3 separate regions of the Homo sapiens genome follow, and regions 2 and 3 are each linked to region 1. Evidence: read pairs that join two places in POLR2A ChIA-PET (ENCODE). Cell type or tissue: MCF 10A. All regions are shown on one strand.

What was found. Peaks named below come from ENCODE experiments on the same cell type or tissue, not always from the same donor. Only the 100,000 strongest peaks of a DNase experiment are listed, where the experiment ranks them.
Region 2: POLR2A ChIA-PET joins it to region 1 with 54 read pairs; 12 of 35 experiments call an interaction of 5 or more read pairs at or near these places.
Region 3: POLR2A ChIA-PET joins it to region 1 with 23 read pairs; 9 of 35 experiments call an interaction of 5 or more read pairs at or near these places.

What each region holds. Positions count from the first base shown.
Region 1 is chr1:145,887,443-145,895,442 of GRCh38, reverse strand. It overlaps ITGA10 (integrin subunit alpha 10), which reads left to right. Exons shown (of 30, transcript NM_003637.5): 27 at 50-163; 28 at 1,808-1,903; 29 at 2,169-2,282; 30 at 2,580-4,235. The coding sequence ends at 2,645. ANKRD35-DT (ANKRD35 divergent transcript) reads right to left here. Exons shown (of 3, transcript XR_001737758.2): 3 at 6,962-7,652. Among named protein-coding and RNA genes, the nearest start is that of ANKRD35-DT, 5.3 kb to the right of the region's middle. In MCF 10A, a CTCF peak has its summit at 3,422 (motif pointing left); DNase peaks (open chromatin) are centred at 2,542, 3,262 and 4,092.
Region 2 is chr1:145,993,453-146,001,452 of GRCh38, reverse strand. It overlaps TXNIP (thioredoxin interacting protein), which reads left to right and starts at 4,874. Exons shown (of 8, transcript NM_006472.6): 1 at 4,874-5,436; 2 at 5,977-6,049; 3 at 6,162-6,309; 4 at 6,422-6,524; 5 at 6,653-6,909; 6 at 7,016-7,172; 7 at 7,286-7,437; 8 at 7,567-8,000. The coding sequence starts at 5,187. The coding sequence ends at 7,602. RefSeq lists an enhancer at 6,795-6,844. In MCF 10A, no CTCF peak of the experiment used is centred here; DNase peaks (open chromatin) are centred at 42, 3,122 and 4,752.
Region 3 is chr1:146,034,968-146,042,967 of GRCh38, reverse strand. It overlaps TRE-CTC1-1 (tRNA-Glu (anticodon CTC) 1-1), which reads right to left and starts at 7,276; the gene lies at 7,205-7,276. It overlaps TRG-TCC2-1 (tRNA-Gly (anticodon TCC) 2-1), which reads right to left and starts at 5,907; the gene lies at 5,836-5,907. TRH-GTG1-1 (tRNA-His (anticodon GTG) 1-1) reads right to left here and starts at 4,924; the gene lies at 4,853-4,924. It overlaps TRK-CTT2-1 (tRNA-Lys (anticodon CTT) 2-1), which reads right to left and starts at 3,567; the gene lies at 3,495-3,567. RefSeq lists silencers at 2,869-3,034, 3,417-3,586, 4,807-5,006, 5,747-5,936, 7,155-7,394 and enhancers at 3,797-3,906, 3,435-4,101, 5,457-5,506. In MCF 10A, a CTCF peak has its summit at 3,837; DNase peaks (open chromatin) are centred at 3,637, 4,807, 5,847, 7,287 and 3 weaker places.

The DNA of each region.
Region 1 (8,000 bases):
TGTTTCTACCCCAGAGTCCTGATCTGTCTCTCTCTGTCTCTTCTGTTAGAATGGGAGCAATACTCAGTGTCAGGTGGTGAGGTGCCACCTTGGGCAGCTGGCAAAGGGGACTGAGGTCTCTGTTGGACTATTGAGGCTGGTTCACAATGAATTTTTCCGAAGAGTAAGCCTTTCCTTTTCTAGTACTCCCCACTTCTGCTCCTTTCTGGAACTTTAGCATAGGTTTTGGAGGTAGACAGACCCACGTTCAAGTTTCACTTTTGCCTCTTACTAGCTATTTGACCATGAGCAAGTTATTTCATCTCTCTAAGCCTCTTTTTCCTAATCTCTAAAATGGGAAGATAATACCAATTTCATGGGGTTGTTATAAAGAATAAATGAATAATGAGCTGGACATATGGTGAACACTCAGTGGAAGCTAGTTATTATCCTTGTATTTTCCTCCACTGACCATTACTTTTTTTTTTCCTGACCATTCCTTAGTGCTGTATCAATCAACATTTGCAGGATACCTAAATTTAATCAGTTAAGAATCCATCACGTTCCTATTACGTAAAAGGCCCTGTATTAGGTTGACACTGAGAATATCTCCAACATTTAGCCTCATGCCTAACTCATTGTAGGCGCTTAACATATTTTTGCTAAATGAATGAATTATTGATATTACATGCAGGATTTGTACTGGGGAGTGGTGGGAAGTAAGATTGTATAGGTGAGAGGGATCTAGATTACGAAAGGCCTCTGAAGCCAGGGAGAAACTGAACTTAATATGACAGGTAGTGAGGAGTCAGTGTGAGTTCCTCCTGGGCAGGGAAATGGCATCTTAATTGTAATGGCTGTTTGGCACTAAGGTCAATGTTGTGCTTTCCCATATCTACCTGGAATAACACAAGATCCCTGGGATGTCATCATATGTTTTAGGGAAGTTAAGTCCAATAAACCACCCTTCTCCAAGTCTCTGTCCTTCTTTGGTATCTTTTTTTCACTAGTCTATTCATGCTTTCAACAAAGATTTATTAAGAAACCACTACATGGCCGGGCGCGGTGGCTCACGCCTGTAATCCCTGCACTTTGGGAGGCCAAGGTGGGCAGATCATGAGATCAGGAGATCGAGACCATCCTGGCTAACACGGTGAAACCCTGTCTCTATTAAAAATAAAAAAATTAGCCAGGTGTGGTGGCAGGCGCCTATAGTCCCAGCTACTTGGGAGGTTGAGGCAGGAGAATGGCATTAACCCGAGAGATGGAGTTTGCAGTGAGCCGAGATCACGCCACTGCACTCCAGCCTGGGTGACAGAGCGAGACTCCATCTCAAAAAAAAAAAAAAGAAACCACTACATACTTGGTACTCTGCTATCTAGTAGGCACTAAGGACACAAAGGTTAGTAAGGCACAGCCTTTAACCTAGAGGATCTTATAGTTCAGGAGTGAAAAACAGAAGTAAACACCAGTGTTGGTGGGGGTTAGGAGGAATGATTTCCCTAAATCCCAGAGGGGATGACATCTAAACTTCAATCTAAAGGAGGGGTAGAGGTCAGCCAAAGGAAAGAGGAGTAGAATGCATTTCAGGTAAAGCACCAGATGTATTGATTGTCCTTGGAAAACAAACAGCAGCAGCAGATGTGACCAGGGGTTTTCCATCTATTACCCTTCCTCTCTTTTCCCATTGGTCTTCAGCCTTTTCTTCTGGTCTTGAGAGCCCTCAACATTATGCCTCTCAGCCTCAACTTTGCTGTTGGGATTCCAAAGAACTATATCACCTGATAATGGCTCATTTTAAATGTCTTCCTATCCACTTGTTCCATAGGCCAAGTTCAAGTCCCTGACGGTGGTCAGCACCTTTGAGCTGGGAACCGAAGAGGGCAGTGTCCTACAGCTGACTGAAGCCTCCCGTTGGAGTGAGGTAGGGCTGGAGACCGAGTCTGAGAGCTGTGAAAATAATGATGATGGGTATGTGGTAGGGCCACCCGTGGGCTTTTTCAGAACGAAGGCATCTCCATCAGGCAGCAGGATCCTAGTGTTCCACTGCCGCCATTCCTGCCTCAGTTTCTTTCCTTTAAGTAGCAGGAGGTTATTTATTCTATTTGGGGGCTGGCTTTGATATAATGTGGGGTGAGGCTAGCTGGGTTATAGGATGCATGTAGAAAACTACTCTTCTGTCCACGCAGAGCCTCTTGGAGGTGGTTCAGACCCGGCCTATCCTCATCTCCCTGTGGATCCTCATAGGCAGTGTCCTGGGAGGGTTGCTCCTGCTTGCTCTCCTTGTCTTCTGCCTGTGGAAGGTAAGCACTGCTTTAGTGGGGAGTGTGGAGCATGATGCCCATGAGTTGAGGGATCCTTGATTATAGCAGAGAGAACAGGATTTGTGCTGGGCAGCTAACCAGGCTGTGGATGTCATGCCCAGATCTCCTTCACTGTACCCCACAAATGTTGGTTAAATTATTCTAAGCCAAATAAAATAAATTTGAATTCCATTTTTGGAAACAGAACAAAAGTGAAGACCTCAGATAAGTCTGAGAGCTACTGGCAAGGTTCCCAGTCTAGGCATTTGGCAGTGACGCTTATCTTTTCTTCTACAGCTTGGCTTCTTTGCCCATAAGAAAATCCCTGAGGAAGAAAAAAGAGAAGAGAAGTTGGAGCAATGAATGTAGAATAAGGGTCTAGAAAGTCCTCCCTGGCAGCTTCTTCAAGAGACTTGCATAAAAGCAGAGGTTTGGGGGCTCAGATGGGACAAGAAGCCGCCTCTGGACTATCTCCCCAGACCAGCAGCCTGACTTGACTTTTGAGTCCTAGGGATGCTGCTGGCTAGAGATGAGGCTTTACCTCAGACAAGAAGAGCTGGCACCAAAACTAGCCATGCTCCCACCCTCTGCTTCCCTCCTCCTCGTGATCCTGGTTCCATAGCCAACACTGGGGCTTTTGTTTGGGGTCCTTTTATCCCCAGGAATCAATAATTTTTTTGCCTAGGTGCCTGACTCCTTTCAGATTCCCTCTTTATCTTCCCTCACAGTTTGGAAAGGATGAGGGTTATCTTCCTCGATTCTTCCACCCTCTCACTTTCCTGCCTGTTCCCCACTCCACAGGAGGGAGCTGACGTTGGCTTGAAAGGAGTAAAGTCAACATCTGCTGCTTTCCTGTGGACTCTGGTGATTCATAGAGCCGGATGGGGAGAGTCAACAGGAAAAAAGGAGGGAGGAGGAAAAGCCACAAGAGACATTCTGTACAATTCCAAGGAACAGAGAAGCCTTTAGACAGGCAACTGCCATCCCCCCTGAAACCTGAGACCTGTAGTGCACTCGACCGCCCTCAGGTGTTGGTGAAACAGAGCTGCCCCCAGGCTCGCTGGGCATAGGCTTCCTGATTCCAAGCCTTTTCTGGGAGCAAAGCCAGGGCCTGGTGCCTGATTTTCTGAAGCCAGGAGCCCTCAGGTGGCTGGAGCTGGAATAGCAGGGAGGACTGGGTGTACCTAGGCAGTATTTTCTCTACTTCTCTCAAGTCTTATACTCACTCTTGAGCCCTCCTTGGGGCCTGCTTAGAAAGCAGACAGGAGAGAGAGTACTGCTACTTGATGATGGGAAATGCTTTCACTTTACCAGCTTTGGGAAGCAGCAGCCCCATGGGATCTAAAAGTGTGGAGTCTGCATTAAGAAACCTACATGGGTGGCATGGGGCTCTGGGGAGCAAGCCCTTACTTGCTCAGCACTGGTTATGTAGCACAAATAGCTCCTAGGAAAATGTTTCTGGGGCAACCCTAGAACCCTGGTCATATTTTGCAGGGTTTCTCTGGTGGAATCAGTTTGCCAGCCCTTGCTTGATGCTTACTGGAAATCTCCAGGTTAATTTCTATCTCTGATCCCTCCCCAACCCACTCCATATTTGGGTCATGGACAGTAAAGGCAGTTGGATTCTCATAGACAACTGGGTAACTTATATTTCTTTGTAATCAAGACTTGAGATATCGAAGTCAGTTATTGGTCTCCAGAGTGCAGCTCTGGGAGCCTTTTGAAGAATCAGCACTCATTAAGAGCTGAGAAGAGAGAAGACCTGATTGGGTGGTTGACTAGCAGTCACAGAACCTGTCCTCCCAGGCTGTTCCTGAGGCCTGACCACAGTATTTATTTTGGCATGTCTCTGGCCTTCTGCAGAGGCCCACCCTCATGGGCATTGTCTCTGTTTCCCAGTGGGGTGGACAGTATATCAGATGGTCAGAACAAATAAAGTTCAGTGTCAAATGACTTTTGGCTCTATATGTATTCCCTAGGATATAGACTGCTCAGTAATAGTGAGAGGTAGATACTTGTTTTGCCTGGGATTTTACAGAGTGGAGTCCCTGGAAGGCAAAGTTAAGAAGTATTTTAAATGTTTTCTGTGGCTTTCCCACAGGAGATGTATTCTAGCCTCCTGTAATTCTCACCTGCTTAAGTGACCAGAAAGTATAAAGGTCTGGGAAGCACAGAGGTTTAGATTGAAATCCTATCTGCCATTTATTAGCTGTATGGCCTTCAGCAAATCATAACTTCCTTGAGGCTCAGATAATAAAAGGCTGTGTATTACAGTGGTTAACAATGAAGGCAGATTTGGGTTTAAATCTAGGCTACACAACTTAAAAAGTCTGTTTGACCTAGGACAGACTTAACTTCTCTAAGTCTTGGCTTTCTCATCTTTAAACCTATTAGGGTCATGAAGACAAAATGAAATAATCCAAGAAAAGTGAGCATTTAGTAAATGCTCAGTAAATGGTAACTATTATTATAAAACTATTTTGTCATAAAATAATCTACCATATCATGCCTTGTGAGGATTAAGGGAGAAAGTATACTGGAGCACCAGGTGGTGGTGTTCCTGCTCTCTGACCCATCTCCCAGATTGTGAAGATGTGTTTCTACGTGCTGTTGTCTCATCCACTAAATCTTGTCCTATGCCTCATCTTTTTTTTTTTTTTTTTTTTTTTTTTTGAGACAGAGTCTCGCCCTGTCGCCCAGGCTGGAGTGCAGTGGCACGATCTCAGCTCACTGCAACCTCTGCCTCCTGGGTCCAAGCAATTCTCCTGCCTCAGCCTCCTGAGTAGTTGGGACTACAGGTGTGCACCACCATGCCCAGCTAATTTTTGGATATTTAGTAGAGACAGGGTTTCACCATGTTGACCAGGCTGATCTTGAACTCCTGATTCACGTGATCTGCCTGCCTCAGCCTCCCAAAGTGCTGGGATTACAGGTATGAGCCACTGTGCCTGGCCTGCCTCATCCCTTTTGAAATAAGCTCTTTGAGCCCTCTAAGGTGATAATTAGCTGAAGAATTTAAGGTTCTAATGGTAGAGATCAAATCTATTTGATTCCATTAAGCAGGTATCTTCTAGGCTCCTCTTGAGACACCCAGAGTTTTTCCATTATCCTGAGAGAACACGTGCACTTAAGCAATGGCCTTCTAGAGACCGAGTCTCTGCCTCTATTGCCTAACCCTGAGAATTGTGGCCTGTCTGGCCTATTTGGCATGAACACCATTCTGTGTCAACCTGCTGAGTTGTTTTGTGACAGGAAAGGGTTTCCATTGTGACCCTCAGTGCACTTCATACAGGCTGTAACTTGATCAGCCTTTATGGAGCACACAGTTTCTAGGGCTGAGACCGCAACCAGATTATGTTGACAGACTCTCCTCTCCTCTTTACCCTCAGTCAGCCCCCAAATGGAGGTAGGTTTCCTTGAGTACTGGTTCATCTAATGCTCACACATATATACATATACACACATATATATGTGTGTGTGTTTGTGTGTGTATACATATATATATATTTAAATTTTTTTTAGAGAGGGGGTCTCACTATGTTGCCTAGGCTGGTCTCCAACTCCTGGCCTCAAGCAATCCTCCCGTCTTGGCCTTTCCACATGCTGGGATTATAGGTGTGAGCCACTGTGACTGACCTCATGTAATTCTTTTTTTTTTTTTTTTAGGATTAATTTCTTTTATTTATTTATTTATTTTATTTTACTTCAAGTTCTAGGGTATGTGTGCACAACATGCAGGTTTGTTACATATGTATACATGTGCCGTGTTGGTGTGCTGCACCCATTAACTCATCATTTACATTAGGTATATCTCCTAATGCTATCCCTCCCTGCTCCCTGACCTCATGTAATTCTTTATCCATATGATTAAGAGAGCACTTTTAATATATTTTTCCAACTAGAGATTCCCCTCCTATCCATCGTCAGCTCCAGACTGGGGCTTTCTCTAAACCCAATCTTGTTACCCCTTTCTTTGCAATAGTATTAGTTTAAGAAGCAACTGTGTATTGTTCCTTCCTTTCCTTGTTGTTGCTCCTTTGCTTCTTCATTAATTTTTTTCATTCATTTATTCATCAGATATCAAGCACGTAATATGTGCTTGACAATGGCAATAATATAAAACACAACTACCATCAAAGAGTCCAGTCCAGTAGCAGAAACAAACATGTAAACAAATAGTGGCAAATACAGCCTGGACGCAGTGGCTCACACCTGTGATCCCAGGACTTTGGGAGGTCGTGGCAGGTGGATCACTTGAGTTCAGGAGTTCGAGACCATCTTGGACAACATGTGAAACCCTGTCTTTACCAAAAATACAGAAACAATTAGCTGGGCATGGTGGTACGCACCTGTAGTCCCATCTACTTGGGAGGCTGAGGTGGGAGGATGGCACGAGCCCAGGAAGTGGAGGTTACAGTGAGCCGACATCACGCCATTGCGCTGCAGCCTGGGTGACAGAGTGAGACACTATCTCAAAAACAAAAAAAAATGGCAAATGCAAAGAGGTGGTTGCTATATATCAACAAGCACTAGGAGTATGTCATACAAGAGGCATACTTTGTTGGGCGGTGGGGGTGGCGGGGTTGTAAGGGAAAACTTTATAGAAAAAAGAAATTTGGCTGCGGGGTTGTTCTGTGCAGGAAACGCACAAGGGGAGAAGAAGAGACACACACAATACCTTTAAGGGTAAACAAGCTTTATCCCATGTAAATGGCAATGGAGATATAATAAGCAAATGGTACAAGCAAATTAATATAATAAGCAAATTATATAATAAGTAAGCAAATGATATAATAAACAGATTGATATAATAAGCAAATTGCAATGGGAAGGGGAGAAGGGAAAAGATGTTTACATTCACCAGACTATGGAGGATTTACCACCAGACTGGAAAGCAACAGCCTGGGTTCCAGAGTTGAACACCGCACTCATAAGACTATAGAGGATTCACCACCAGACTGAGAAGCAACAGCCTGGGCTCCAGAGTTGGCCACTCATCCATGCACAGACGAGGAGAGGTCTCATGAAGTTTTGGCGCAGTCTGGGACCCTAGCTCTTTTTGTAACGAGTTGTTTGGCATGAGGCCCAGTCACGGGGCCCTTGGCGACTGGGCTCAAGGAACACAAAACATTCAACTTATTTTTGCAATTGTCTATTGTTTTTCAATAACTAACGTGTAGGAATAGATTGAAATAGAGATTTCTCCAAAACAGTGCTGGACGAACACCTCAAGGGGCTCACACAACCTGTTCTGGGACTTGGTGACCATTGTTTCTGTCCACGTTCAATTGAGTTCAAATTTAATATTTAACTTTTCCACCGCAGGGATCAAATGTGACAGGAGGCATTCTTGGGAGGATTAATCACCAGCTGCAAAGGGAATTGTAAATTAGAACAGTTTGAGGCCTGGTGCTCTGGGAGTTGAGGTGAGGAGAATCGCTTGAGCCCAGGAGTTCAAAACCAGTCTGGGCAACATGGTGAAACCCCATCTCTACCAAATATATGAAAATTAGCTGGGCATGGTGATGTGCACCTATAGTCCCAGCTACTCAGGAGGCTGAAGTGGGAGGATCCCTTGAGCTTAAGAAGTCAAGGCTGCTGCAGTGAGCCCCGATCATGCTATCACACTCCAGCCTGGGTGACAGCGAGACCCTGTCTCAAAACAAAAAAAACAAGGCCAGGCATAGTGGCTCACGCCTGTAATCCCAGCACTTTGGG
Region 2 (8,000 bases), 110 kb before region 1:
ATCTTGCTCTACTTACAAAATCTGTGACCTCAGGCAAATTACTTCACTTCTGAGCCTGACTGAACCAACACCGAGTCACAAGGTTATTGAGAGAATTAAATGAAACAATCTAACCTCAAATACTTTCTTTTTTTTTTTTTTTGAGACGGAGTCTCGCTCTGTCGCCCAGGCGGGAGTGCAGTGGCGCAATCTCGGCTCACTGCAAACTCCGCCTCCCGGGTTCACGCCATTCTCCTGCCTCAGCCTCCCGAGTAACTGGAACTACAGGCGCCCACCATCACGCCCGGCTAATTTTTTTTGTATTTTTAGTAGAGACGGGGTTTCACCGTGTTAGCCAGGATGGTCTCGATCTCCTGACCTCGTGATCCGCCCGCCTCGGCCTCCCAAAGTGCTGGGATTACAAGCGTGAGCCACCGCGCCCGGCCAACCTCAAATACTTTCTAGAACAACATGACAGATGACAGATAATTATCACTGACATAATTATATAAAAGACTTGGTTCATTATAGGTGCTCAATAAATGGCAATTACTTAAAAAGTCACTTGGAACTCTAACATGCTATACAATTCTTTTTTTTTTTTTGAGATGGAGTCTCACTTTGTCGCCCAGGCTGGAGTGCAGTGGCGAGATCTCGGCTCACTGCAAGCTCCACCTCCCAGGTTCACGCCATTCTCCTGCCTCAGCCTCCCGAGTAGCTGGGACTATAGGCGCCTGCCACCACACCCGGCTAATTTTTTGTATTTTTAGTAGAGACGGGGTTTCACTGTGTTAGCCAGGATGGTCTCAATCTCCTGACCTCGTGATTTGCCTGCCTCAGCCTCCCAAAGTGCTGGGATTACAGGCGTGAGCCACCGCGCCCAGCCTTTTTTTTTTTTTTTAAAGAGAGATGGGGTCTCACTACAATGCCCAGGGTGATCTTCTTGAATTCCTGGCCTCAAGTGATCTTCCCATTTCAGCCTCCCAAAGTGCTGGGATTACAGGCATGAGCCACCACACCTGGCTTACAATTGTTAATTTATTCTTATTGATCTATGACTTGGGGCAGTCTTCAAACTCTTAATTTGCCTCTAAATTCCTTAGGGAAAAAATTGAAAGGGAAAAGGGTGCCTATAATCCCAGCACTTTGGGAGGCCGAGGTAGGCGGACTGCTTGAGCAGGAGTTTGAGACCAGCCTGGCCAACATGGTGAAACCCCATCTCTACCAAAAATACAAAAATTACCTAGGCGTGGTGGAGCACATCTGTAGTCCCAGCTACTCGGGAGGCTGAGGTGGGAGAATCACTTGAGCCTGGGATGCGGAGGTTTCAGTGAGCCAAGTGACACTGCATTCCAACCTGGTTGAGAGTGAGACCCTATGTGGAAAAAAAAAGAGAGAGAGAAAGGAAAATGGGTAAGGGTAAAAGGGAAGTTTACAGAGTAGAGGTGAGAGAAGTGATTAAAAGGACCAAGAAAGGGCTTTGTTCTGCATTAAGAACTATGAGTCTTCATGTTCTAAATGTTTGTCAGGCCAGAGGTTAAAGAAAAGAGAAATGCAATCAGTGTCTTGTCTCTGACTGGCAACAAAGTGCTGAGGGCACTTCCCTCCCTGAAACTGCTGGCTTTATTCTGTCACCTGCAGTAAAGCAAACAAACAACAATCACCACTTGGTTTCCTGTTGGCACTGGGACTGAAGAGGGTAGAGAAGGGGCAGATAAAGATGATCCAACTTGCAAAACTCTTTGACTGTGCCCTACTTTGCTGTTCCTCCTTGGCCCACCCCTTTTCCCAAACCTCACAAGTGTTTTTATACCCTGATTTTAGGACAAGAGTTTACAAAATTTCTTTCTTCTTAGACCCAAGAACTGGGAAAGGAGAATCGGGGCAGGTTTTTATCAGAATACCAGGTTACAAGGTGAAAGGTCGTAAACAACCGTGTCCAGGAGGACTCCACTTCAGAACATGCCTTGGCTACAGGCCTGGTAGGCAGCAGCTGCTGCCAAAGCTAAATAATTTTTTGGCATTTAAAGGAACCCAGGCATAACACAGAGCAACGTAGTCTGTAGTGAGCTCTGCAAATGGGAAGATACAAGGAAACCAGAGCCCAGAAGAGAAACTTAGAACGAGAGAATTGTCATAGGATTTTTTAAAACTCAGCAATTCAGTACTTCAGAGATGTGCCCACATAAATATCAAATAAATTGAAAGGGAAAAGGGTGCCTATAATCCCAGCACTTTGGGAGGCCAGGTAGGCGGACTGCTTGAGCAGGAGTTTGAGACCAGCCTGGCCAACATGGTGAAACCCCATCTCTACCAAAAATACAAAAATTACCTAGGCGTGGTGGAGCACATCTGTAGTCCCGGCTACTCGGGAGGCTGAGGTGGGAGAATCACTTGAGCCTGGGATGTGGAGGTTTCAGTGAGCCAAGTGACACTGCATTCCAACCTGGTTGAGAGTTGGATGTCTTAAGATGTCCCATATTACCACCACCCTGATCCATCACTAGCCACCATCTTTCCTATTCCCTCAAAATGTATGTAGTTAAGATTTAACAATATTTAACAATATTGACTATGTAGTTAACAATATTGATTCATATATTTGTCAGCATTTTGATGTTTGATAGTTACACTTTCATACCCATCAAACTAAACGTTCTCCCAGAAGCCACAATTTTGAACTTTTAAAATTACTTCAGTCAGGCCAGGCACGGTGGCTCACGCCTGTAATCCCAGCACTTTGGGAGGCCAAGGCGGGTGGATCACCTGAGGTCAGGAGGAGTTCAAGACCATCTTGGGCAACATGGTGAAACCCCATCTCTACTAAAAATACAAAAATTAGCTGGGCGTGGTGATGCATGCCTGTAATGCCAGGTACTCAGGAGGCTGAGGCGGAGAATCGCTCTAACCCAGGAGGCAGAGGTTGCAGTGAGCTGGGGTCAGGCCACTGCACTCCAGCCTAGGCAACAGAGCAAGATTCCACCTTAAAAAAAAAATTACTTCAGTCAGAGTTCCACCTCCTCTGCTCCCAGTAACTCAATCAATATTGTTAACCAACTGAAAACACCTCAAGCCTAGCTGGTTAAGTTTCTAGAACAGGGTGCCGCCTCAAACACACCCTAAGGATCAACATGTTCCTGGGGTTTAATGCATGTGTGTGTTTTCGAAGAGACTCATGATGCCTATTCTTGAGCTTGCTTAATATTGGGGTTGAGTTGTAACTCTCGTTAGCCTTAGAGTGTCAATCCAGCTAGGCTGTCTGAGGAAGGAAGAAGGCTCTTTAACAGCAATGAATATTGTTTTTTTTTTGCTGATTGGGTAGGGTTTCAATATACTTGAATGCTTCTTAATTACCTCCCCATCTCAATCTTGGGACATTATCTTCCTCTTTCCAGCACAAGGAATTAAATAATAATCTTCTGATACCCCAGCACAGATATAGGAAGGGTCTATGAATCAAATAAAAGGAGGAAGAATCCCTGCACTTTTGCATACAGGTTTTTCCTATTACATTTAAGAGTAAGTTCTCAGTACTCAGCTCCTAAAGCATCTCACAGCCAGCAGGGGAAAATCCATCTGACAGCTGGCCAAACGAAACCAACAAAGAATGAAGAGAGAGGGTAGGGTCTCTTCTGGCTTGAATTTATAGTGCTCTGTTGACCGATCTTTCTTCTCTTTTCCTTCTTACTGTTTTCTAAACCGTTTAGGGAAAAACCTTTGAAAATAGTTTTTAAAATTGTTCCTTCAAACAGGTGTGTGGCCATCTCTCCACTGAAAATTTGGATATAAACAAGAGGACTTTCTCACTTTTAACCAGATTTATGGATGTACATTTGATTTAGTGAGTTGGAAGAGGGGATGGAGACAAGAAAGAGTGAACATAACTGGAAAAAAGTGAAAAGAGTGAAGCATCCTTTTTTTCCCGCTTTTCCTTTTCCTCCAGAAGCAGGTAGGAAGTGGGAGATAATGAGCGCCTGGACACACCTCACTAAAGAGGTAATGAGGTAAATGGGGAACACAGACAAAGTGTTCCCCAACTTTGCAGGTAGAAATTGAAGAGATGACAGGATAAGCAACAGGATGTAAACACGCCCCTCCTATTTCCGTTCCACAGAACAGAGAGAACAGAAGAGAGGGTACAAGCTGGGGGTGGGTGACGAACAGCACAGGCACGCAGCCCCCAGCCCTAGCCCCAAGGGATTGGAACGGGAAGGAGAAGACATCGGTCCTACACACACAATGAGGCCTGAAAGTTCTCCTTTCCCTCAGAGACGGTGGTGTTTTTTATACTTAATAGGGATGCGGGGCAAGAGAAGGACAAAGGGCTGTTCCTGAACAGTAACACCAAGCATTCTGCGCTCCACAGCCCCAAACCTGAAAGTATTCTTGGAGCTATGGGATTTTCACACACTTGCTATTTATGAGCCAGGAATAACGACAGGCTCTAAAGTAACTGCACTGGCTAAGACTAGGCATGAAATTCCCTCATAAGCACATTTTCCTTTTACCTCAAAACACCGCTCTCAGACCAGAAACGTCCACACCCGCCCTCCGATGGCCTGTCGCCCTGGCTAGGTTTTAGGGTCAGTGGGATCCTCCTTCCACTGGACCCGGGAGAAGACGCTCAACAGCCCCCTCCTTCCCCTCCTTCCTCTCCTTCCTCTCCTTCCCCCCTCCCTGCGCCGCTCCAGAGCGCAACAACCATTTTCCCAGCCAGGAGCACACCGTGTCCACGCGCCACAGCGATCTCACTGATTGGTCGGGCTCCTGGTAAACAAGGACCGGGCAGCCAATGGGAGGGATGTGCACGAGGGCAGCACGAGCCTCCGGGCCAGCGCTCGCGTGGCTCTTCTGGCCCGGGCTACTATATAGAGACGTTTCCGCCTCCTGCTTGAAACTAACCCCTCTTTTTCTCCAAAGGAGTGCTTGTGGAGATCGGATCTTTTCTCCAGCAATTGGGGGAAAGAAGGCTTTTTCTCTGAATTAGCTTAGTGTAACCAGCGGCGTATATTTTTTAGGCGCCTTTTCGAAAACCTAGTAGTTAATATTCATTTGTTTAAATCTTATTTTATTTTTAAGCTCAAACTGCTTAAGAATACCTTAATTCCTTAAAGTGAAATAATTTTTTGCAAAGGGGTTTCCTCGATTTGGAGCTTTTTTTTTCTTCCACCGTCATTTCTAACTCTTAAAACCAACTCAGTTCCATCATGGTGATGTTCAAGAAGATCAAGTCTTTTGAGGTGGTCTTTAACGACCCTGAAAAGGTGTACGGCAGTGGCGAGAAGGTGGCTGGCCGGGTGATAGTGGAGGTGTGTGAAGTTACTCGTGTCAAAGCCGTTAGGATCCTGGCTTGCGGAGTGGCTAAAGTGCTTTGGATGCAGGGATCCCAGCAGTGCAAACAGACTTCGGAGTACCTGCGCTATGAAGACACGCTTCTTCTGGAAGACCAGCCAACAGGTAAGCGGCCCAATTCATTGTTGGAGGGTGAAAGCTGATTAGAGAAGAGAATTGAATACACAAAACCTGTACGAAATGTTTTAAGTTGCTCAGTTTGAGTGGTTTGAATTACGTGTTGTTGCTTCCTTTTTTCTGTTTTAATTTGCAGACATTCTCCTCCCCCCCCAAAAAAAAGGGTGATTTGTACAATTTTTTATGGTGCTGTGTCCTAAAGGGGATCCTGAGGGGCGTTGCCTCGGGTAGTTAAAGTCTTATGTGTGCATAAGTTGCTTATTCTTTGTCTACTTCCTATTTGAGATGTTAGTAGAGAACTGTCCTGGGTGAATCTTTCAGTATTGCAGGGCTTGGCAACTTGCTGCCCGACAAAATACATCAGAATTTCTCTTTAAGAACAATATGGGATGGATTAAAAAATATATATATGGGATGAAATTGGGGGTACTTCAATACCTTGCATGCCACCCAAGCATTCCTTATCACACAGATGCATTTTAAGTGTAACAGCAAGCCTAATGGCTACTCGATTTTCTTTCCCTTCAGGTGAGAATGAGATGGTGATCATGAGACCTGGAAACAAATATGAGTACAAGTTCGGCTTTGAGCTTCCTCAGGGGTAAATATCAGCTAAATGCATCTTTGAACTTTTCTGTCTAAAATATCTTGCCCTCCTTTGATCACTTACTGTTCTTGGAGAGCGTTTTAAAATTTTCATTTTCTTGACACAGGCCTCTGGGAACATCCTTCAAAGGAAAATATGGGTGTGTAGACTACTGGGTGAAGGCTTTTCTTGACCGCCCGAGCCAGCCAACTCAAGAGACAAAGAAAAACTTTGAAGTAGTGGATCTGGTGGATGTCAATACCCCTGATTTAATGGTGAGATCCATTTTAAAGATTCTATTCTCCTGGGTCATGAGGATGATAAATCAGACGTCTTGGGCATTAGATTGAAGCATCTCAAAACACCTTTTTATCCCCTTCTATATAGGCACCTGTGTCTGCTAAAAAAGAAAAGAAAGTTTCCTGCATGTTCATTCCTGATGGGCGGGTGTCTGTCTCTGCTCGAATTGACAGAAAAGGATTCTGTGAAGGTAAAATCCTAGTGCTTATGGCAGTTAAAACAGGAACTGGGTTTAGGGGCAAGGGCATGGGACTGGGGTAGAGGAAGTGTCATTAACTATACTGAGTATCAGTAAGTTTTCATCTTTCTCATTGCTAGGTGATGAGATTTCCATCCATGCTGACTTTGAGAATACATGTTCCCGAATTGTGGTCCCCAAAGCTGCCATTGTGGCCCGCCACACTTACCTTGCCAATGGCCAGACCAAGGTGCTGACTCAGAAGTTGTCATCAGTCAGAGGCAATCATATTATCTCAGGGACATGCGCATCATGGCGTGGCAAGAGCCTTCGGGTTCAGAAGATCAGGCCTTCTATCCTGGGCTGCAACATCCTTCGAGTTGAATATTCCTTACTGGTGGGTAGATGCAGGGTGGCTTCAGCAGAGAAATTGTTCATCTGTTACCACAGCTGTCTTGTTTCTCCAGACCTCTGGTGTAATAAACTGCCATCTTCCTTTCTAGATCTATGTTAGCGTTCCTGGATCCAAGAAGGTCATCCTTGACCTGCCCCTGGTAATTGGCAGCAGATCAGGTCTAAGCAGCAGAACATCCAGCATGGCCAGCCGAACCAGCTCTGAGATGAGTTGGGTAGATCTGAACATCCCTGATACCCCAGAAGGTGAGCCAGACCTAATGTCTTTTCTTTGTTTCTGGTCTACCTGGGTTTGTAAAATTGTGATGGTCCAGCATTTCTTGGGCAGGATTCTTATGTGGCCATATTTTCTTTTCTAGCTCCTCCCTGCTATATGGATGTCATTCCTGAAGATCACCGATTGGAGAGCCCAACCACTCCTCTGCTAGATGACATGGATGGCTCTCAAGACAGCCCTATCTTTATGTATGCCCCTGAGTTCAAGTTCATGCCACCACCGACTTATACTGAGGTGAGGATTGTCATCTTTACTGTTAAATTTGTCCTAAGCTTTCTATAAGAAGTTGACTTAGACGGATTGCTAAACTGGTTTGTTCTTTTTGTTCTTACCTGAACTGAAATAGTCTGTTTCTTTCTTTAGGTGGATCCCTGCATCCTCAACAACAATGTGCAGTGAGCATGTGGAAGAAAAGAAGCAGCTTTACCTACTTGTTTCTTTTTGTCTCTCTTCCTGGACACTCACTTTTTCAGAGACTCAACAGTCTCTGCAATGGAGTGTGGGTCCACCTTAGCCTCTGACTTCCTAATGTAGGAGGTGGTCAGCAGGCAATCTCCTGGGCCTTAAAGGATGCGGACTCATCCTCAGCCAGCGCCCATGTTGTGATACAGGGGTGTTTGTTGGATGGGTTTAAAAATAACTAGAAAAACTCAGGCCCATCCATTTTCTCAGATCTCCTTGAAAATTGAGGCCTTTTCGATAGTTTCGGGTCAGGTAAAAATGGCCTCCTGGCGTAAGCTTTTCAAGGTTTTTTGGAGGCTTTTTGTAAATTGTGATAGGAACTTTGGACCTTGAAC
Region 3 (8,000 bases), 150 kb before region 1:
TCACCCTTTTGATATACTTTTGCTGCATAATAAACCATCCCAAGCTTATTGACTTAGAATAACAATAAGTTATTATTTTGTGAAGGCACCAACATTTGCCCAAAGCAAGTCACATAGCCAATCCCAGATTCAAACAGAGGAGAAATAGACTCTCTTGATGAGAGAAGCTGGAAAATATAACCAACATTTTTTTCTTTTTCTTTTTTTTTGAGACGGAGTTTCGCTCTTATTGCCCAGGCTGGAGTGCAATGGTGCAATCTCAGCTCACCGCAACCTCCGCCTCCCAGGTTCAAGCTATTCTCCTGCCTGAGCTTCCCTAGTAGCTAGGATTACAGGCATGTGCCACCACGCCTGGCTAATTTTGTATTTTTAGTAGAGACAGGGTTTCTCCATGTTGGTCAGGCTGGTCTCGAACTCCTGACCTCAGTGATCCGCCTGCCTCGGCCTCACAAAGTGCTGGGATTACAGGCGTGAGCCACCGCGCCCGGCCATGACACAAAGTTTAAAAGAAAAATTTTTTAAAATTTTTTTTGGTCAGGCGTGATGGCTCACACCTATAATCCCAGGACTTTGGGAGGCCAAAGTGGGTGGATCACGAGTTTGAGAACAGCCTGGCCAATATGGTAAAACCCCATCTCTACTAAAAATACAAAAAAATTAGTCGGGGGTGGTGGTGCGCACATGTGGTCCCAACTACTGGAGAGACTGAGGTGGGAGAATCACTTGAATCTGGGAGGCGAAGGTTGTAGGGAGCCAAGATTGTGCCACTGCACTCCAGCCTGGGCGACAGAGATTCAGTCTCCAAGAAAAAAAGTTTTTTTACTTTTATAGATATTGTCATAAGGCACCCTGTAGAACTTGTACCAACTTATCCTCCATTCACAAGGTATATTAACCTTCCCGCCGGGCGCGGTGGCTGAAGCCTGTAATCCCAGCACTTTGGGAGGCCAAGGCGAGCGGATCACAAGGTCAGAAGATCGAGACTATCCTGACTAACACACTGAAACCCCGTCTCTACTGACAATACAAAAATTAGCAGGGCGTGGTGGCGGGCGCCTGTAGTCCCAGCTACTCGGGAGGCTGAGGAAGGAAAATGGCGTGAACCCTGGAGGCGGAGCTTGCAGTGAGCCGAGATCTGCCACTACACTCCAGCCTGGGCGAAAATGCGAGACTCTGTCTCAAAAAAAAAAAAAAAAAAAAAAAAAAACCCTCTCCAACATAAACTTTAGGAAAATTTACCATTAGTTTGGGCACAGTGGCTCAGGCCTGTAATCCCAACACTTTGGGAGGCTGAGGTGGGCATATCGCTTGAGTCCAGGAGTTTGGGACCACCCTAGGCAATACAGTGAGCCCTCATCTCTACAAAAAGTTAAAAAATCAGCCAAGCATGATGGCAAGCGCCTGTAGACCCAGCTACTTGGGAGGCTAAGGTAGGAGGATCAGCTGAGCCTGAGGGAGGTGGAGGTTGCAGTGAGCCAAGATCATGATACTGCCCTCCATCTTGGGTGACAGAGCGAGATACTGTCTCTAAAAAAAAAAAGAAAGAATTCCTTGGATATTTCTCCTTGGTATTTTCCTTTTGAACTTTATAATCATATTGTCTAGTTTGAATAAAAAAGAAAAAATTCTTTGGACAGTTTTATGAAAATCATGTTAAATTCAGACACCAAGTAAAGGAGAGGTGCTGTCTTTATGATGTTGAGTCTCCTATCCAAGAATATGATACACCCTCGGTTAATAGGGAAGGAGGCTGCCCTAATGCAGTGGTTCCCAAACTTGAACATTCCAAACTCCCTAGAGAGCTTGTTAAGTAACAGATTGTTGGGGCCACCCTCGGGGTTTCTGATTCCATAGGTCTAAGGTGGCACTCAATAGTTTGCGTTTATCTCAAGTTTCCAGGTGATACTGAAGATGATTGTCCTGGGACCACACTTTGAGAATAACTGGTCATTTTGGAGATGGTTGGTGGACTATATGTAAGTGAGACTAAAGCATATTTACACTCTTAAAAAATAAAAAGTACTGGTAAATGATCCTTAGGGAAAGGAGGTGGAAGATCTGTAGGAGGAGTTGAAAAGGAATGTTCAGGCCGGGAGCGGTGGCTCATGCCTGTAATCCCAGCATTTTAGGAGGCCAAGGCGGGCAGATCACCTGAGTTCAGGGGTTCGAGACCAGCCTGGCCAACATGGTGAAACCCTGTCTCTACTAAAAATACAAAAATTAGCTGGGCTTGATGGCGGTCGCCTGTAATCCCCAGCTACTCGGGAGGCTGAGGAGGGAGAATCGCTTGAACCCGGGAGGCGGAGGTTGCAGTGAGCCGAGATCGGGGCACTGCACTCCAGCCTGGGTGACAGAGCGAGACTCTGTCTCAAAAAAAAAAAAAAAAAAAAAAAAGAATGTCTCTTGAATGGTGCCAATCTTGGCTTCCACCCACCTGGCAAACCAACTTAACCTACGCCAGCAAAAGCAACAGTTAAAGCTAATTTAGCAGGAACAAATGTAAGGCAAACAACTCCAGGCTTTCGGGAACAGAAAAAAGTTCTCCGGTGGATCAATAACTAATTCAAAGTAGTGGACCCAGCACTCTGGAGTGGCAGCCTATATTCATCAAATAAGACTGCAACTGTTAACTCCCTACTCGCTGCCCTACCCGTTCGTCTTTGCTCCTCCTTTTCTTTGCTCTTCCGCTTCTCTCCTCCGCCTCCTCAACTTCTTTTCTAGAGCCCTCTCCTCTTTTTCCTGACCTTCCTAAAATGGTTGTATTTTACAGCCCTTTGCGGCTGATGAAGGCTTCAAAACCTAAAAAGCAAACAGATGCTCCCTAACACCTAGCTGAGAATATTTTAACTCACTACAAAGGCCTTTCAAAACCCCATTCAAAATTTCCCACCAACAAGAAGAGAACCAGTATTTCCCTCTGGAGCCGTCCTAAGGCTGTTCTCCCTGGAGCAGTGTCGGAGCGATTTTGGACTCTTCTCAGAGCTGCTCAGCTTGTCTGCCTTCGCCCAGTTGAGAAGCCCATCGTGGATTCGAAGTATGTGGTCACTACAGACACTAGAATCCCCAGATTCCTCTTTTCTTTTTTTTTTCTTTTTTTTGAGACCGAGTGCAATGGCGTGATCTCGGCTCACCGCAACCTCCGTCTTCCAGGTTCAAGCAATTCTCCTGCCTCAGCCTCCCGAGTAGCTGAGATTACAGGCATGCACCTCCACGCCCGGCTAATTTTGTATTTTTAGTAGAGAAGGGGTTTCTCCGTGTTGAGGCTGGTCTCGAACTCCTGACCTCAGGTGATCCGCCCACCTCGGCCTCCCAAAGTACTGGGATTACAGGCGTGAGCCACCGCGCCCGGCCCAGATTCCTCTTTTCTTGATGAATTTGGGGTGAATGGAGATGATTTCTGGAATCAGTTACCGTAAAAGGACAGTAGCCGCTGTGGCGATTTAGAAGTTCATGTTTCCATGGTAGCTAAGCGAGAGGGTTAAATAAAAACACAGCGCCCAACGTGGGGCTCGAACCCACGACCCTGAGATTAAGAGTCTCATGCTCTACCGACTGAGCTAGCCGGGCACTGATTACTGGCGTCTTCTTATATGGAATCATTTTCCACTGACGGAGCGGTTGTATGATCTAATTGCATATTATTGCGTGTGAAAGAAGTTTCAGGACCTAGGACTGGTGGACACGGCAGTAGCCTTTTCATAATAGCTTTTTGCCATGAAGGAATTCGGGGTTTAGAGAGCGATGGGGGCTGCAGAGAGCCAGGAAGTCTCGCGGAGGACTCGGGAATCACGAGTCCTGCCTGAAACCTTAGTGTTTTCCGCACATTCCTTCCACTGAGGGAACCTCCTCACCCACTTCAGAGGAGGGTGCGAAAGAGCCCAAGGAAACTCAGATGAGAGGCGCAAAGACCTCTCTGCAAAGCATTTTAATTCTCCATCCTGGAAGAGGCACTGAGTTCCAGAGTCACAAGGGAAGGGTTCTCTCCTCTGCTCAAGTGAAGGCCAAAAGAACAACCGTGGTCCCAGCTCCGTGGGCCTCCATATCGCTCTAAAGCTTCCCGCCTGGGCTGCTTAGCACCTTGGTGGGCGAGCCGCAGTGTGAGCCAACTGGAACTATTGTTGTTTGAGACAGGGTCCCGCTCTGTCGCCCAGGCTGGAGTGCAGTGGCGCGATCATAGTTCATTGCAGCCTCTACTTCCCGGGCTCAAGCGATGCTCCCACTTCACCCTCCCTAAGTAGCTGGGACCAAAAGCGCCCGCCACCATCTTAAAAATTCTTTTTCTGGCCGGGGGCGATGGCTCAAGCCTGTAATCCCAGCACTTTGGGAGGCCGAGGCGGGTGGATCACGAGGTCAGGGGTTCGAGACCAGCCTGACCAACATAGTGAAACCTCGTCTCTACTAAAGATACAAAAATTAGCTGGGCGTGGTGGCGGGCGCCTGTAATCCCAGCTACTCAGGAGGCTGAGGCAGGAGAATTGCTTGAACCCGGGAGGCGGGGGTTGCAGTGAGCCGAGATCGCGCCACTGCACTCCAGCCTGGGCGACAGAGCAAGACTCTGTCTCAAAAAAAAAAAAAAAAAAAAAATTCTGACATTGTGGGGAGGCGTCTCAAGCTGGTCGCGAACTCCTGGGCTCCAGGGATTCTCCCGCCTCCGAGACTTCCCAAAGCTGCTGGGATTACGTAATGGCGCGAGCCACCACGTCGGCCTGGAGCTATTGTTATTCACCGAATCTGTGGACTGCACTTCCGCGGGGATGCCTTAAGCGAAGGCAGAATTACAAGCATGTGTCACTCTTTTAAAAGTGTTAATTAAAAAAAAAAAAAACCGCCACCCCAGCAAGTTAGAACCACCTGCCGTGACTCGGATTCGAACCGAGGTTGCTGCGGCCACAACGCAGAGTACTAACCACTATACGATCACGGCGAGCCACTAACCAGGCGGCGCGCTACAGCTGGATTTAATGCCTCTTGAAATAGGAATGGCTATTTCGTGCTACTTTTATTTGGCCAGTCCCTGACGTCCGCATCAATCAATTCCAAACTTTTTCACTCTGCAACCTTGAAGCTCCGACACCTGAATCAGTTTCTTAGACTCTAAATCCCTCGATGCCAGCGATAGCACCACCCGCTCCGCTGGGCGGCGGCGGGCCAAGGTCCTGACTAGAGGGCAGAAAGCGTCAGCTGCAACCCGGGACCACGCCGCCTCTCGCCTCTCTCCTCTCACCTCTCTGCCTCCATTTCCCTCTTCCCCCTCCAAGGAATCAAGCTGCTTCGCCCAGGGATGAGAGGGGCAGCCTCGAAGGATTTTTCAAATTACATCTGCAGCCTGTACCACGGAATTGAGGTTTCTCTTCCCAGAATGGTGGAACCGGAAGAAAAACGGAGCTAGTGAGCTGGGGAGGGGATGAGAGCCCCGTCTTAATTTCTTGCTTCCCTCACAGGTACAAGAAGCGCTGTGTACTCTCTGGCATTGTGGGAGCTTGTGCTGACTTCCTCATCTTGACTCATAAATATATCAGAGCCACCTCTGCCGATTCAGAAAAACAAATCCAACCAGCCTCTATTTCAGACACTTCCTTAGACCCCTAGGAGAGTTATTGTTAACTTCCCTAGACCCCTAGGAGAGTTATTGTTTGGACGCCAGCGGCCGAACCCATCAGACGGGCTAGGCGCGCACGTGCAGTTACCAAAATACAGATGTTTACTGTGGGAGGGACAGACCATACTGGTGCAGACCTAGGACACAAAAGTGGTCAAAACTCTTTTCCTGTGTTCCCTACTTTGCTCGGTTTCCAGGCCTACTCAGTCTAAAAAGCTGAAGAGAAAAACTGACACTGCGTTGGCCGGGAATCGAACCCGGGTCAACTGCTTGGAAGGCAGCTATGCTCACCACTATACCACCAACGCATCTGAAATACGCTTGATTCCTTTAGAGTATCAGAACTAAATAATCAGGTTTGTCTTCCCGTTTATTTCTAGGCTAAGCAATTTAGACTGCAGGAAAAACCTACAAGAGGAAAATTAAAAGGAAGCTCTCTGGAATTTCTCCTATTAAAAATTCTGTAGTAGTATCTTGTTTCACAGCTTTAAGAAAAGTCAATTCTAGTTTCCTGGACATTTATTCCACACATGCGCAAAATTACATATGTACAAGACCGTATATGACAGCATTTTTTTTTCCAAAGAGCAAAGGGCTAGAAATAACCTAAGTGTCTATAATAGGAAGCTGGCTAAACTAATTATGGAAAATCCATACAACGGAATGCTATGTGCCAGAAGAAAGAATGAGGAAGTTCTTCATGTCTAATCTGTAAGTACTTCCAAAATATACTGTTAAATGGAAAAGGCAAAGTGCAGAAAGTGTGTATAGATTACTTCCATTTGTACAAGGGGGAGAGAATGTTTAAATATATATACGTATGTATATATGCATGTACTTGCATTTGCATAAAACATCTCTAACATCATGAAGAAACTTAACAGCGGTTACTTCATTAGAGAGAAAATAAATGGTAGAGGTGAAAGGTTTATCAGTTCTGCCCTTTTGTATATTTGAATCCTAAACCATGTAAATATATTACCTTTTCGAAAATCCAGTAATTAAATTGAAAGAAAATACGTTACTGAAGGATATTTATTTCCACTGCAAAGTGTTAGAAATACATTGTTAACCTTAAAAATAGCTGGTGTTGGCCGAGCATGGTAGCTCACGCCTATAATCCCGTCACTTTGGTAAGGCAGAGGCGGGTGGATCACCTGAGGTCAGGAGTTCGAGACCGGCCTCACCAATATGGTGAACCCCGTCTCTACTACAAATACAAAATTAGCCGGGCGTGGTAGCGCAGGCCTGTAATCCCAGCTACTTGGGAGGCTGAGGCAGGAGAATCGCTTGAACCCGGGAGGCGGAGGTTGCAGTGAGCCGAGATCGCGCCACTGCACTCCAGCCTGGGGCAACGACAGCGAAACTCCGTCTCAACAACAACAAAAACAGCTGGTGATAAAATAGTATTATAGCATACTTCCACTTTGTTTCAAAACCTAGATATTGAGTGGTCTTCGGGTGATAGAATGGTGAGCGATTTCTTTATTTGTGTTTTTCTACATTTTCTGTATTTCAGTTTTCAGTGGGATGGGGAAGATTGACTAGCAGATAACGTTTATTTAAAAGATCCTGAGAGAAAGCAGTAAAAGAAGATGTTACTCTTTCCCTGACCGGGAATCGAACCCGGGCCGCGGCGGTGAGAGCGCCGAATCCTAACCACTAGACCACCAGGGAAGCTGCTAACCCTTCCCGGTTGCAGCTATATGATTCTACTAAGTGCTGCGGTTCGTGCCTGTAACTGCTAAACACTGAAGCCAAAGTGGCCAGATTGCTGGAGCTCCTAGTTCGAGACCAGCCTGGGCAAAGTGGCAAACCCGGGCTCTATCAAAAGCACAAAAAAATTAGCCGGGCGTGGTGGCGCTTGCCTGTAGTCCCATCTACCCGAGAGGCCGGATCGCTTGAGCCTGGTAGGCGGAGGTTGCAGCGAGCCGTGATCGTGCCACTGCACTCCAACTTGATGACAGGGCCAGAGCCTTCCTCAAAAAAAAAAAAAAAATTACATTATTCTAACTAAAAGTTTATTTCCACTTATTCTTTTTCATATTATTTTTCACTGCCTAGATTCTGAGATTCTTGCATACTGGGCCTTTCCTATGTTGGGGCTTCTTCCCGGTACTTCTTTCCTGCAGTAGAAAACATTGTGAAAGAATTCTCCAGCCCGGCTCTCAGAGCCTAGGGAGCATCGTGTACACGTGATTACAGTCCCCAAGACCAGAGACCAATGTCCGGAGAGAAGAGGGTGAGACAGAGAGGAAGCTCACCTCCTTGTAGTTGCAGTGATTTCCGAAATTGTGAACATTAGAAAAGTAGAGACCCAGCTACGTCTTTGCCAAAAACAACCAGGAACTTTTCCTTAAGGAACATAAAAGACGTCATGCGAGTAACACTAGGAGATCCT